3 separate regions of the Homo sapiens genome follow, and all the other regions are linked to region 2. The links are chromatin contacts, found by Hi-C or POLR2A ChIA-PET in ENCODE. All regions are on one chromosome and are shown on one strand. Each heading gives the region's core, a stretch centred on a gene start or an enhancer-like site at or near the end of the contact. The rest is flanking DNA. Distances are from core to core; before and after follow the strand shown.

Region 1 (4,247 bases), core at 1,507-4,006, 3.0 Mb before region 2:
CTGTACTTCCTCAAGTCGGGGACTTGAGGATGCTATTTTTTTTTTTTTTTTTTTTGAGACAGAGTCTCACTCCGTCGCCCAGGCTGGACTGCAGTGGTGGAGCAATCTCACCTCACTGCAATTTCCACTTCCCGGGTTCAAGCGATTCTTCTGCCTCAGCCTCCAGAGTAGCTGGGATTACAGGCGCCCACCACCACACCCGGCTAATTTGTGTATTTTTAGTAGAGAAGAAGTTTCACCATGTTGGCCAGGCTGATCTGGAGCTCCTGACCTCAGGTTATCTACCCACCTTGGCCTCCCAAAGTGCTGGGATTACAGGCGTGAGCCACCGCACCTGGCTGAGGTTGCGTTTTGAGCATAGGGTACAGAAGCCTTTCTGGATTTGGATGTGGCTGAGGAAAGAAGACAGAAGCCAAGGCCATGCACATAAAATGAGGGGTTTGAGTTAGTACTTACCTGGGCTGGAGTGGGGGCAGGGGGTCCATCTTACAGTAAAATCTTAAAAGAAATTATTTTTAGCCTGTCTCTATTCCTTGGGTGGTTCATTTCAAAGGGTTATTTGCCTCATTCCATATCTTCAGTGAAATCTTACGTGTAATTGTGTGTATGTATTCCACCATGGGAAGAGAGAACACCTGTTTAGTGTTGCACTTTAGACTGGTGTCTTGTTTTGTTAATGCAGCTGTGCCACAAATTCTCCTTTATCTTTTAAAAATGTGATGGCTTTAAATTGATTTTGTTTTTCTTTTTGAGATGGAGTCTCACTCCGTCCCTCGGGCTGGAACGCAGTGGCACAATCTCGGCTCACTGCAACCTCAACCTCCCAGGTTCAAACGATCCTCCTGCCTCAGCCTCCAGAGTAGCTGGGGATTACAGGCGCACACCACCACGCCTGGCTAATTTTGTTAAATTATTATTTTGACAGAGGAATAAATACATGAATTAAAAAAAAGAACAAATTATGCTTGCCCTCAAATTCCTACGTAGTAAAGATACTATATACTTGAGCAACAAGAATACAGGACTGAAATGTAATACAGCAACAAAGTTACAAAGCCTTCCAGGAGCACAAATGAGAAAGAGATCCCCTCTCCCTGAGGGAAGATAAAGATTTTTTTTTATGCAGGAGACATTTGAAATGGAACTTGAAAAATGGGTTTGAAAAATACTACAGGTAAAGATGGAAAAATGGCAACATAAGCAAAATATGGGATTAAAAAAGGGAGGGAGAGCAGAGAAAGTAATTCTCAATTGGCTGAAGATTCAAGTTGGTAAAGGAAACTAGTGAAAGCAAAGAAAGGCATGTTGGGTCCAGAACACGCAGGAGCTAGGGTCGCTTGCCATGCTAGAGTAACTTAAAAACCTGTCCTCTTTCCATCACATTAAACAGTGGTGAAAAATCCGAAAGCCATATTAAAGAAGAGATGTCAGGGATATGACTACTTAAAATTCAGGAAACTACTTTTGTAAAATCAAGAGCTGTTAGGAAGGGTTATACCTGTGCCCTTATGGTGTGTGGCAAACTTGCTCCCTCGAAACCCTACTTGACTCAGATACACAAAATTTTAAATGAAAGCAACTGAAGATGTGGACAAATACTGGCAAGGTAACAATATCAGTACAAAGCAAAACTGTGTGTGGCTACGTGCTTCCAGTTTTTGTATCAATCTCAAGGCAGCAACGTTTACGTAGGTACCAATGACACTCAGCACAGCTTCATGTGCTTGTAGATGAAGTTTTAAAACCACATTAAGAGGCCGGAGACGGTGGCTTACACCTGTAATCCCAGCACTTTGGGAGGCCGAGGCGGGTGGATCACCTGAGGTCAAGAGTTCGAGACCAGTCTGGCCAACATGGTGAAACTCCGTCTGTACTAAAAATACAAAAAAAAAAAAAAAAAAATTAGCCAGGCGTGGTGGCACGCGCCTGTAATCTCAGCTACTCGGGAGGCTGAGGCAGGAGAATCGCTTGAACCCGGGAGGCAGAGGTCGCGGTGAGCCGAGATCACTCCAGCCTGGGCGACAGAGCAAGACTCCATCTCAAAAGATAGATAGATACATAAAAATAAAAACATACTGAGGGTTTGGGTTTGTTTTTTTTTTAATGTCGGGGAGGAGAAAGGTGCAATCCTCCAGGCTATTTTATTCATCAACAAATCAAGGAGTGGGTGGAGGAAATAAACACTCATCGATGGAAGAAGGGGAAGGGGGATCCTGTCTTTTCTATTCCTCTCCTGCGCTCGCTCCCTAGCTTCCTCGGAGCTTCCAGTTGCTCCTCCCGCTCTGCTGGTCTCTTCAGTCTCCCTCTTCCCGCGGCACACCCCTCCCCAACATAACTCCACTCTCCAGTGCTCTCCAGCCACCGCCTGTTCGTCCCCACAGTCCCAGGTCTCCTCGCCTCCTCAGTTCCCAACCCCTGTGTGGGCTCCCCTCCAAGATCCCTCCTCAATCCACACATTCTGGGCCCCTCCACTCCTCATTCAGCCCCCACAACTAGATCTCCCCAACAGGCCCCACTCTGCTGGTCCCCACTCTGTCTGCCCTTAGCCCCTGACTCCTCTCTCCAGTCCCTTCACACAAGGACCCGGAGTCCCCTTCCAGTCAGCAGACAGCTGCCCCGCTCTCACCTTGATCTCCTCCACCCGCCGGGTCAGGCGGCTGATCCGGGTCCCCAGATCCTCCTTTTCCAGCCTCCCGGAGTGTGCCAAAACTTCTGTCACGAACGAGGCCATGGCCAAGACGGGAACCAACGCTGACTGGGTCACTCTCGTAGCCAGCGCCGCAGCTCCCGTCCCGCCGGCCGTCTTGACGCGAGGCCTGCCGGGAAACGGAGTCTCGCGGGCCTCAGACCGCCGCCCGGAAGGCGAGGGGCGCACTACAACTCCCAGCAGGCACCGCGCCAATCCCGAGATGGGATTTCCACGGTGTCCCGTAGTTGGCAAACTGTAAGCAGACGCGTTTTCTTCCTTAGTTGTTTTCAAAGTTCGTTGCTTCCCGCCCGTTTTTCACTGGAGGAAATTAAACGTTTTTAATAACCAGGTCTAACTGAACCTTTCTAAACTTCAAAAGGCTTACTTGTAAAATTATCTAACTGAAAGAGCCAACGAGCCCATCTCGATCTTTTTTCCTCAACTTTTATTGGGCCGCTGTGGCACCAGAATCTACGAATGGCGCCCTCTAGAGTTGTGTAAAGAAGTGGCGTCACCTCATTATAAATAAAAGGTTGCTTATAATTGCATCTATGTACATATATTACATCTACGTGATACATTACACATTTACATTACCTACATTACATATTTATATTACTTAGATATACATAATATTAGTCCTGTGTGAACAAGATACTTAGTACTTTCTGTCATATTATAAATATATAAATGTGTCAAAAGCTTTTAAAAATGGTTTCATTATTTTAATGCATTGCATACAGAAAGATGTTCACAATATTCTATGTATACTATGATTCCTTTTTAAAAACTTAAGTGTATAACCATTGGTCAGAAAACAAAAAGTATGTAAGTATGTATGTAAAGGACAGACATCAAATTATCCTATGGGTGGTGGATTTATGGTATTTATTCTCTTCTCTGCCCTTGCTTTCTCTATTTTTCTGCAGTAAACATACACAGTCCTCCCTTGGTATGGGGGGATTGGTTCCAGAAACCTCCCCTGCCCCAGTAGCAAAATCCGTGGATGCTCAAGTCTCTTACATAAAATGATGTAATGTTTACAAGTAACCAGCACACATCCTCCCCATACACTTTAAATCATCTCTTGATTACTTATAAGACCTAATACAAATCAATCTAAATGCTATAGAGTCGTTATATTGTATTTTGATTTGCATTATTTTTTGTTGTTGTATTGTTATTTTTTATTAGTTTTTTCCAGAATATTTTTGATCTGTGGTTGGTTGGATCCGTGGATACCAAGAGCCAGATGTACTGTTTTGATTAAAAGGTTTTTGGTTTTTTAAAAAGATATATTGTGAGGGTTGACCCCAAGTAGGCACTGACTCTAAGATCCCTGACAATTGTTAAGTGTCTTTGAGACAATCTGCTTATCCCAGTGAAGCAAGGGCCAATTCACATGCCATGAGCAAAGGAAACAAAACTGGGATTGAGAGAGGAAGCACTGAAAACAGCCAAAACATCCTGAGAAACTCCCTTCCTTGGAAAACCAAATCAATTTCTTTTTGGTAGACCTGTCAACTTTGAATTCTAACTGCAACTAATAATAAATGCC
Region 2 (3,758 bases), core at 1,152-3,651:
CCGGGTTCACACCATTCTCCTGCCTCAGCCTCCTGAGTAGCTGGGACTACAGGCGACCACTGCCACGCCTGGCTAATTTTTTGTATTTTTAGTAGAGACGGGGTTTCACCGTGTTAGTCAGGATGGTCTCGATCTCCTGACCTCGTGATCCGCCCGCCTTGGCCTCCCAAAGTGCTGGGATTATAGGCGTGAGCCACCGCGCCCGGCCCTAGTCTTTTTCTTTTTTGAGACAGGGTCTCACACTGCTGCCCAGGCTGGAGTGCAGGGACACCATCATGGCTCCCTGCAGCCTTGACTTCCCGGGGTTAAGTTATTCTCCCTACTCAGTCTCCCAAGTAGCTGGGACTACAGGCATGTGCCACTGTGCCTGACTACTTTTTTGTATTTTTTGTAGAAACAGGGTTTCACCATGTTGCCCAGACTGGTCTCAAACTCCTAGATGCAAGCAATCCACCCGCCTTGGCCTCCCAAAGTGCTAGGAAACTCTTTCTCATTCCAGGAAACTCTTCCTCATTCTTCAGGTCCTAACACAAATTTAACTTCCTTTGGCAAACTTTTCTTGACTGCTTCACCCAATTCCCTCACCATCCCACACTCACTCAAGACTAAGAACCCTTGTTAAAAACTCTTGGAATACTTTCATTGCATTTATCATAAAGAAAATATATCGATTAGTTGTGTAATTAGTTGCTTAAAGCCTGTATTCCCATTAATCTATAAGCTCCACAAGAACAGGGACTATGTTTTTTTTGTTCACAGAGGCATCCTCAACACCCTACAGTAACTGGAATACGAAATATTCAATAAATGTTTGTTACGTGGATAAACTATATAGCTGAGCCCAAATAATAACAATGACTGCCATGATGTGAAGTTATTCAAAAAGCCAGGGTCACTTAATGCAATCCCTCTAATCACAACCACCACTTAATAAAACCATTATTATTATTATTCTCATTTTAAAGATAAGGAAACTGCAGCTCAGTGAGATGAAACACCTTGCCCAAGGGTACACAGCCTATAAAGTGGCACAGCTAGGATTCGAACTCTGACCAGTGCTGCTCCAACACTCAAGCTACTTTCATCACATGGCACTGCCTCCAAAGGATCCACACAAGTCAGCGAGGCAGAAAGACGAAGACAATAATAAGGCAAGCACCAAACCAGAAAAGAACTTGGACTAGTTCTTTAGAACAATGTGACTTCACTGGGTATCTCAGTGCCTTAGGGTTACTGTAACAAAGTACCACAAATTGCGTGGCATAAAACAACAGAAACTCTCTCGCAGTTCTGGAAGCTAGCAATCTGAAATCCAGGTGTCTGCAAGGCCATCCTCCCTGGAAAGTCTCTAGCAGAGAATCTTTCCTTGCCTCTCCCAGCTTCTGGTAGCCCCAAGCATACCTTGGCTTTTGGCAACATAAATCCAATCCAATCTCAGCCTTCATCTAGACATGGTCGTTTTTCCTTTGTTGCTGTGTCTGTATCCATACTTCCCTCTTTTTAAAAGGCAAACAGTCATCTTGGATTTGGCACCCACCTTAATCAAGTATGACCTCATCTTAACTGATTACATCTCCAAAGACCCTATTTCTAAATGTCACATTCTGTGGTTCTGGGTGGAAAACGATTTGGTAGGGCCCACTACACTGGGCCACAAAGTTGTCCCATATGAAAATAATACCCACTTCATGGTAGTGTGGTGAGGCTTAAATAAACTTATATATGTTTAAATTTCTTATAATGGTGCCTGGCAAGAAAAGTATAACTATATAAATGTTAGCTTCTCACGTTAGGACTATTACTAAGAGTAACAGGAGGTGATCAAAGGTCTCTGATTCAGAACCAAGTCCTTGGGATCTGGGAATCCCCACAGGCAGGTACCGGGCCCTAAAGATCCAAGCACAGAGGCTTTGAATCCGCTCCATTATTCTCGAGGCACAATATTCATTCTCTATGGGAGAGGACGGAAGTCTACCAAGGCGGGAAAAGAGTAATCAAAGTTACACCCCGGCTTTAACGCACTGACGCTACTGCTCAGAGGCTCGAGATGTAAGCGGGGCGGCAGAGGCAAGGCGGGGGGCCTCAAGCGATGTGAGTGGGGCCCTGAGCATGAGCAGGGGTCGGCGGAGAAGCCGAGAGACCCGCCAAGAGGGAAGGAACTGCCGGGCGGCCGAGGGCGGAGTTGGGAAGGGGTGGCTAGACGTCGCAGGCCCCGCCCCGGCCGGTACCAACTCACCCCTTGCCGCCGGCCCCGCCAGGCTTCGGCCGCTTTTTGCGACGCTTGCGACCGGACTCAGATCCCCGGTCGACGCCGGCATCTGCCCCGGACAAGTAACGCTTCAGATACTCGGCCTTGGAAAGCGGCGGAGCTGCCGCCATGGCAGCGGCGGGGGCAGAGAGACGGGTCGGCGCTGGGGACAAAATGCCTCAACGCGTAACGGACGCCAGCCACCCGACAGGGCGGGGCCACGGCCGGAAGTGGCGGAGAGTGCTAAGAATCGCGCGGCTGGCAGGTGCGGCCACCGGGACGCGCTCGCAGGCTAGCCAGGGACGTGCGCACCTTCGGGGCGCTCCACAGCCCTGGGACGACGCCACCAGGTTTCTTCTCTTCATTCACTCACCCACCCACCCACCCATCCATCCAACCGCAGCAAGCGCTGTTCTATGAGGCCACAACCTGACCCAAAGGACCCCGCCCCCATCGGCCGCCTAAACTCCAGAGCACGAGCAAGAAAGTGGAGGGCCACGGGCTGCAGCGTAGCCGAGTTTGAATACTGGTTCCATAGCTGGCTAGCTGTACGACCTCGGGCAAGTTATCACAAAACAGGGAGAATCCCGGCACCTAACTCGGAACGGTCACAGGCTGAGATGATATTACTGTGTGAAGTGCGCAGAGCGGTGTTGGGCACATGGTCATCGGAACTATGTTCGTTATTTTTATAAGTATCTTTAAGTGGGGGGAATCTGCTCCACTAGGCTTCCAGGTACCTACCGTCCAAGAAAGGAAGCCAGGAAGTGCAAACCAACATAATTACTATGAAAAACGTAGTTTCTAAGACCTGTGTAACTCTTCTAGTGTTCTATTACAAGTAGCCCCCAGTTATCTCTTGAAGGAAACTGTAAAACAATCTTGCCAATGAGAAGGACGGACCTGGATCATTTTTTAGCATAGTAAAAGAGAGAAACCAGAGAGAATGAATTCTAACACTCAAGTTTTGGGGGGAAAGAAAAGACTTTATTCTTTGCAGGGGGTTTAGAGCTTTACCTGAATTATCTCATTTAACCCTCACAATTCTCAAATCGTTTCATTATCATATTTTACAGATAAGAACTGAAGCGTGGCAAGATTAAGGAAGTTGCTCAACTTCACATAGTCAGAACATGACTCTAGGGAGTAGAGGCTAGCGAAGTGGGGTGCAAGAGGTCATCCAAATTTCTTGAAATACCAGATCTTTTTACCTCATCATATATGTTAGATTGTCAGTTTTATCGTTTTCTTCCCAGCTTTATTATTTGACAAAAAATTATATATATTCAAGGTGTACAATGTGATGACTGGATATAATTATACATTGTGTAATGATTACCAAAATCAAATTAAGTAAAACATCCTTCACTAATTTATGTAGTAGTTCGGTGGGGGGGCACTTAAGCAAATTTGTCTTAGCAAACTTCAAGTAAACAATACAGAATTATTAGCTATAGTCAACATGTTGTACATTAGATTCCCAGAACTTGTCTTAAAACTGAAAACTTGT
Region 3 (4,113 bases), core at 1,078-3,577, 2.3 Mb after region 2:
AGAAATGGCATAGAAATTCTCAAAGCATACTTGAGTATTTTCTGTTAGACTTCTTAAAATTACAAAGTTTGTTAATCCCTACTATGTGCATAGGAAGCTCTTCAGTACTGTGGAGGATACAAACTAATATAATTGCAGTTGCTTGCCCCCAGGGAGTCTACTTCAGCATATTTGGAGCATCTTGGTTGAATTTGAGGGAAAAGAGATGACTAAGACATGGTTCCCACCCCTAGGCAGCTTCCTGATGCATGGAAAAAGCAGACATATAAACAATCAGCTAGACTCTAAGGCAGAATGTAAGTGCTAGAGGTCTAAGTAATGGAAGAAAGAAGGAGGACTAGGCTGGGCACAGTGGCTCTCACCTGTAATCCCAGCACTTTGGGAGGCCGAGGCGGGAGGATCACCTGAGGTCAGGAGTTCGAGATCAGCCTGGCCAACATGGTGAAACCCTGTCTCTACTAAAAATAACAAAAATTAGCCAGGCATGATGGCGCATGCCTATAGTCCCAACTACTTGGTAGGCTGAGGCAGGAGAATCACTCAAACCTGGGAGGTGGAGGTTGCAGTGAGCCAAGATCTCGCTACTGCACCCCAGCCTGGGCAACAGTGACTTTCTGTCTCAAGAAAAGAGAAAAAAAAAAAAAAAAAGAGGGAGGACTAACTAGGGAGACTCATGTAACTAGGTAGACTCACAGTTCAGATACTGAATTGTGAAGCAGTATCTGGCAGCATAGGACCAAGCACTCAGTGGAGAAGTTGAGGGAATAAATCAAAGAAGTCAGAGAATGGAGATCACTAGGGGGTCTGAGGGTTCCTGAAGGATTCTTGGGGGAAGAGGGTCTTCATAGGGAAAGCTTCTACCTGGACAACTTCCTGCATAACCTGCTCCCCTAAACCCTAGCTGCTCTTCCCACTGACAGCTTCCTCCTGCATCCCTGGTTCTGGCCCTGAGTTCTCTCCTCCCTTGATTTCATGTCTTCTCCTCCCTTTGAGATTAGAAACCCAGACTCTAGGAATCTCCACTGATTTGGCAGTCCAGTGACAATGCATGGGCAGGGCCACAGGAGGTTACCTCATTCACCCCCACCTCTCCCCATCATTCCTTACAGGGAAATCTAGGGAGGCCCAGGCTACCCCACCACCTCCTCTGGCTCAGACAAACCTGTTGCTGACCTGTCAGTTTCTGTCTAGCCCTGCCATCCCACACTTCAGAAGGCATTGTTTATTCTCTTATTCTCATGTGCTCATTCCTCAGACAACTACTTGGGTTTGGGAGAAAGATACTTAACACCTTTCCATCCTACCTCTTTAAGAAAGGGACTGTGTGCCAAAGACCTTCCCACATGTATGAAGAAGGGGCTCTTGGGAGAATGTGAATTCCCCCAGGATTCCTTTGAATCCTTTTGCAGGTATTTCCTTCCCCTGTCCTCAGCAAGCATTGATGAGCCCCAGTCCTGTAGAGGTTGAATCAACTCCTTGAGTCTAGGAAAAGATGGCTTCTGAGGCCAGAGGTTGGGCAGTGTACCTACAGCACCATTTCTTGGGAGCTTGTTGGGATATCACATACTTAGAGTGGCAAGGTCTTGTGGCTGAATCTATTGATAGTCCAGTGCTACATTGCCAGCTCCCTTGTCATTACCACCCCCTCTACACGTGCTCCATAGGCAGGAGCTGTTACTATGGAAATACATTATTTTTAAAAACAGACACACAGCCTGGGCTTGGGAATCTCCAGAACAAACCTACACGAGCAAGGAGGTTAATGGGGCTGTTTCTGGGTCCAAGCTCCAAGAGGAAGGAGGGTGATGATGGTGGGGGGAATTCAAATTCGGTGTTCTACTCTCAACCTCTCCCAGCTTCAGGTTCTGCTTTCTCTCTGTTGACATCAGCTGGACCTCTGCCAGACACTTCTATCTGGGAGGGACGCTCTGCGTCTCCTTACCCTGGGCCTAGCTTCCCCCAGGAAATGGGAAGCTAGAAGTCGCTGAGTCTGGGGGTGTTGGGAGAAGGGGGCGGTGATTTCCACAGGGGTCACCTCCTTCTTAACCTCACAGGCGTCCGACCTGTGGAAATCTAACAAGCATAGGGGAAAGCAAAGGCAGCATCTTAGGTAAGTGAAGTTACTCTTGCCTTGAGCTGAGTGTGGGAGCACCGCGATTGCAAGATGGGGCGAGGTGATCAAAGATCCCGCCTATTTTCAACCCCGGAACCTCCTCCGCTCGCTGCTAGCCCTCCCGCCCTCCTCCAGCGAGGGAGCGCCAGGCTGTCCTGGCCCCGCCCGGCGCGGGTGCGGCTCCTTTAAGGGCGGGTGGGGGCGGGGCGCCGGCGGTGTTGTCAGTGTCAGCTCTGCGCACGCAGCCCTCCCGGAGCCGGTGCCGGCCCGCGAGCCCCAGCGTCTCTGCAGACCAGTCCCCTCCAGGGTCCGGCGGGGCCCGCGCGGTGGGAGGAGTCGGGCACTGGCCGGCGACTAACGGGTCCGACTGCTGACCAAGCTAGGAGAGACCCGGACCACGGAGACAGAGACCCCGGCATCGCGACCCCCGAGGACCTCCTCTCCTCGCCCTGTGGCACCCACTAGTCCTGGGCACTCAGCCGCGGAGAGCCCCCGACCCCGCGCGCCCAGCCCCGGGGGAGCCCACCTCCTCCCCGCGGCCCGCCCGGGCCATGCTCCCCCGGGGCAGCGGGTGAGCCCCAGCCGGGACCGGGATCGGAGCCCGCGCGGAGCATGGATCCGGGCTGGGGGCAGCGGGACGTGGGCTGGGCGGCCTTGCTGATCCTCTTCGCCGCCTCGCTGCTCACGGTGTTCGCCTGGCTGCTGCAATATGCCCGGGGCTTGTGGCTGGCGCGGGCCCGCGGGGACCGGGGCCCGGGACCCGCCTTAGCCGGGGAACCCGCGGGTTCCCTGCGGGAGCTGGGCGTGTGGCGCTCGCTGCTGCGGCTGCGGGCGACTCGGGCTGGCGCCGCCGAGGAGCCAGGAGTCCGGGGCCTCCTGGCGTCACTCTTCGCCTTCAAGTCTTTCCGGGAGAACTGGCAGCGGGCTTGGGTGCGAGCGCTGAACGAGCAGGCCTGCAGAAACGGGGTGAGTTGGACCAAGCGCTTGGGTGGTCCCTTCAGCCTTTCCTTCCAGGGGAGGGACTGACTGCTCGTGCTAGGAGGCCAGACGAGGGTGGGCATAAACTGGGGAACCCTATGGCTTCTCTTCCCCTCCCGGATCAGAGAAAAGGGTGCCGCTAAGGCTGGAGGTTGTAGAAATCCAACTGGGTCCCCAGACTTCCATTTCTGTGGGCAAGGTACTCTGGTTCCAAACCCATGCACAAGTTGCTGTTCTCATAGCAACGCTAATCCCTGTGCCTGAGGGCACTTCCGCCTTGCCTGGGTGCTGGTTGTGTTGGGGCATGGGAGACAGGTGCACCTGCAGAAGGAATTTGCCTGCTTCTCATGCCACCACACCCATTTAACATTTCATGCCCCAAATCCCTGGTGTGGTCAGGCAGATCCCCAAGGAGCCTGAATCACCCCCCTACCCGACAGTAATTTCACTGCTACAGTCAAACACATCCTTCTCCTCCATGCTGGCCTGTGGTTCACTGGGGGTTGGGGAGTGTTCAGGTGGAGAGCAGATTGACAGTGCCCCTACCAGTAGATGAGCTTGGAACTGCCCCTTGAGGGTCAGTCACAAACCAGTCCAGCCTACTTCCTCCCATTGCACCATGGGCATCTGGCCTCCCAGGAAGTGGGGCAGGAAGCGTGGTCATGAGATGGAGATAAGGTGGGAGGTAGAAGTCTCTCTTTTCTGGAGCTCCCTCCCATCCTGACCCAGCAATCTCTCCTTGCTCTCACAGTCCATCAGCTCCTTGCTCAGAGGGTTCTCTATTTCCAGCCACTATGAGTTTGGAGGCTTTACCTTACTAGTTCCCCAGATGCCGGAAACAGAAATGTCCACAAGAAATTGCTCTATTTACTCTGTCCAGCTGGCTGGCTAAAAGCCAGATGGCATCTGTCAGTTTACACCTTGAACCCACCTCTTCATCCAACTCTCCCTGTACCTTGTCCCTCGGTCAGAAGCAACTCCCCAGGATAGCTGACTCAACTGGACATTGGCCTCCCTTGCAG

The links. Hi-C counts contacts between places; a loop is a spot of excess contacts on that map. ChIA-PET counts read pairs that join two places held with the same protein, here RNA polymerase II (POLR2A). Pooled maps may share reads with other maps.
Region 1: a loop to region 2 is called in a pooled map, with 9 times the contacts of the local background. The contact joins the promoter of ZW10 here to the promoter of BUD13 in region 2. A Hi-C loop is called at or near these places in 7 of 50 pooled maps. POLR2A ChIA-PET finds 5 or more read pairs at or near these places in 2 of 52 experiments (GM10248 and activated CD4-positive, alpha-beta T cell).
Region 3: a pooled map shows a loop between it and region 2 (4-fold over the local background). The contact joins the promoter of C2CD2L here to the promoter of BUD13 in region 2. A Hi-C loop is called at or near these places in 5 of 50 pooled maps.

What each region holds. Positions count from the first base shown.
Region 1 is chr11:113,770,936-113,775,182 of GRCh38, forward strand. It overlaps ZW10 (zw10 kinetochore protein), which reads right to left and starts at 2,757. Exons shown (of 16, transcript NM_004724.4): 1 at 2,627-2,757. The coding sequence starts at 2,731. RefSeq lists enhancers at 2,488-2,757, 2,888-2,947.
Region 2 is chr11:116,770,586-116,774,343 of GRCh38, forward strand. BUD13 (BUD13 spliceosome associated protein) reads right to left here and starts at 2,402. Exons shown (of 10, transcript NM_032725.4): 1 at 2,237-2,402. The coding sequence starts at 2,379. ZPR1 (ZPR1 zinc finger) reads right to left here. Exons shown (of 14, transcript NM_003904.5): 14 at 3,214-3,758. BUD13-DT (BUD13 divergent transcript) reads left to right here and starts at 2,886. Exons shown (of 2, transcript NR_186226.1): 1 at 2,886-2,926; 2 at 3,325-3,620. RefSeq lists a silencer at 2,541-2,740 and an enhancer at 2,861-2,950.
Region 3 is chr11:119,105,017-119,109,129 of GRCh38, forward strand. It overlaps C2CD2L (C2CD2 like), which reads left to right and starts at 2,328. Exons shown (of 14, transcript NM_001290474.2): 1 at 2,328-3,079. The coding sequence starts at 2,726. RefSeq lists silencers at 2,163-2,612, 2,683-2,962.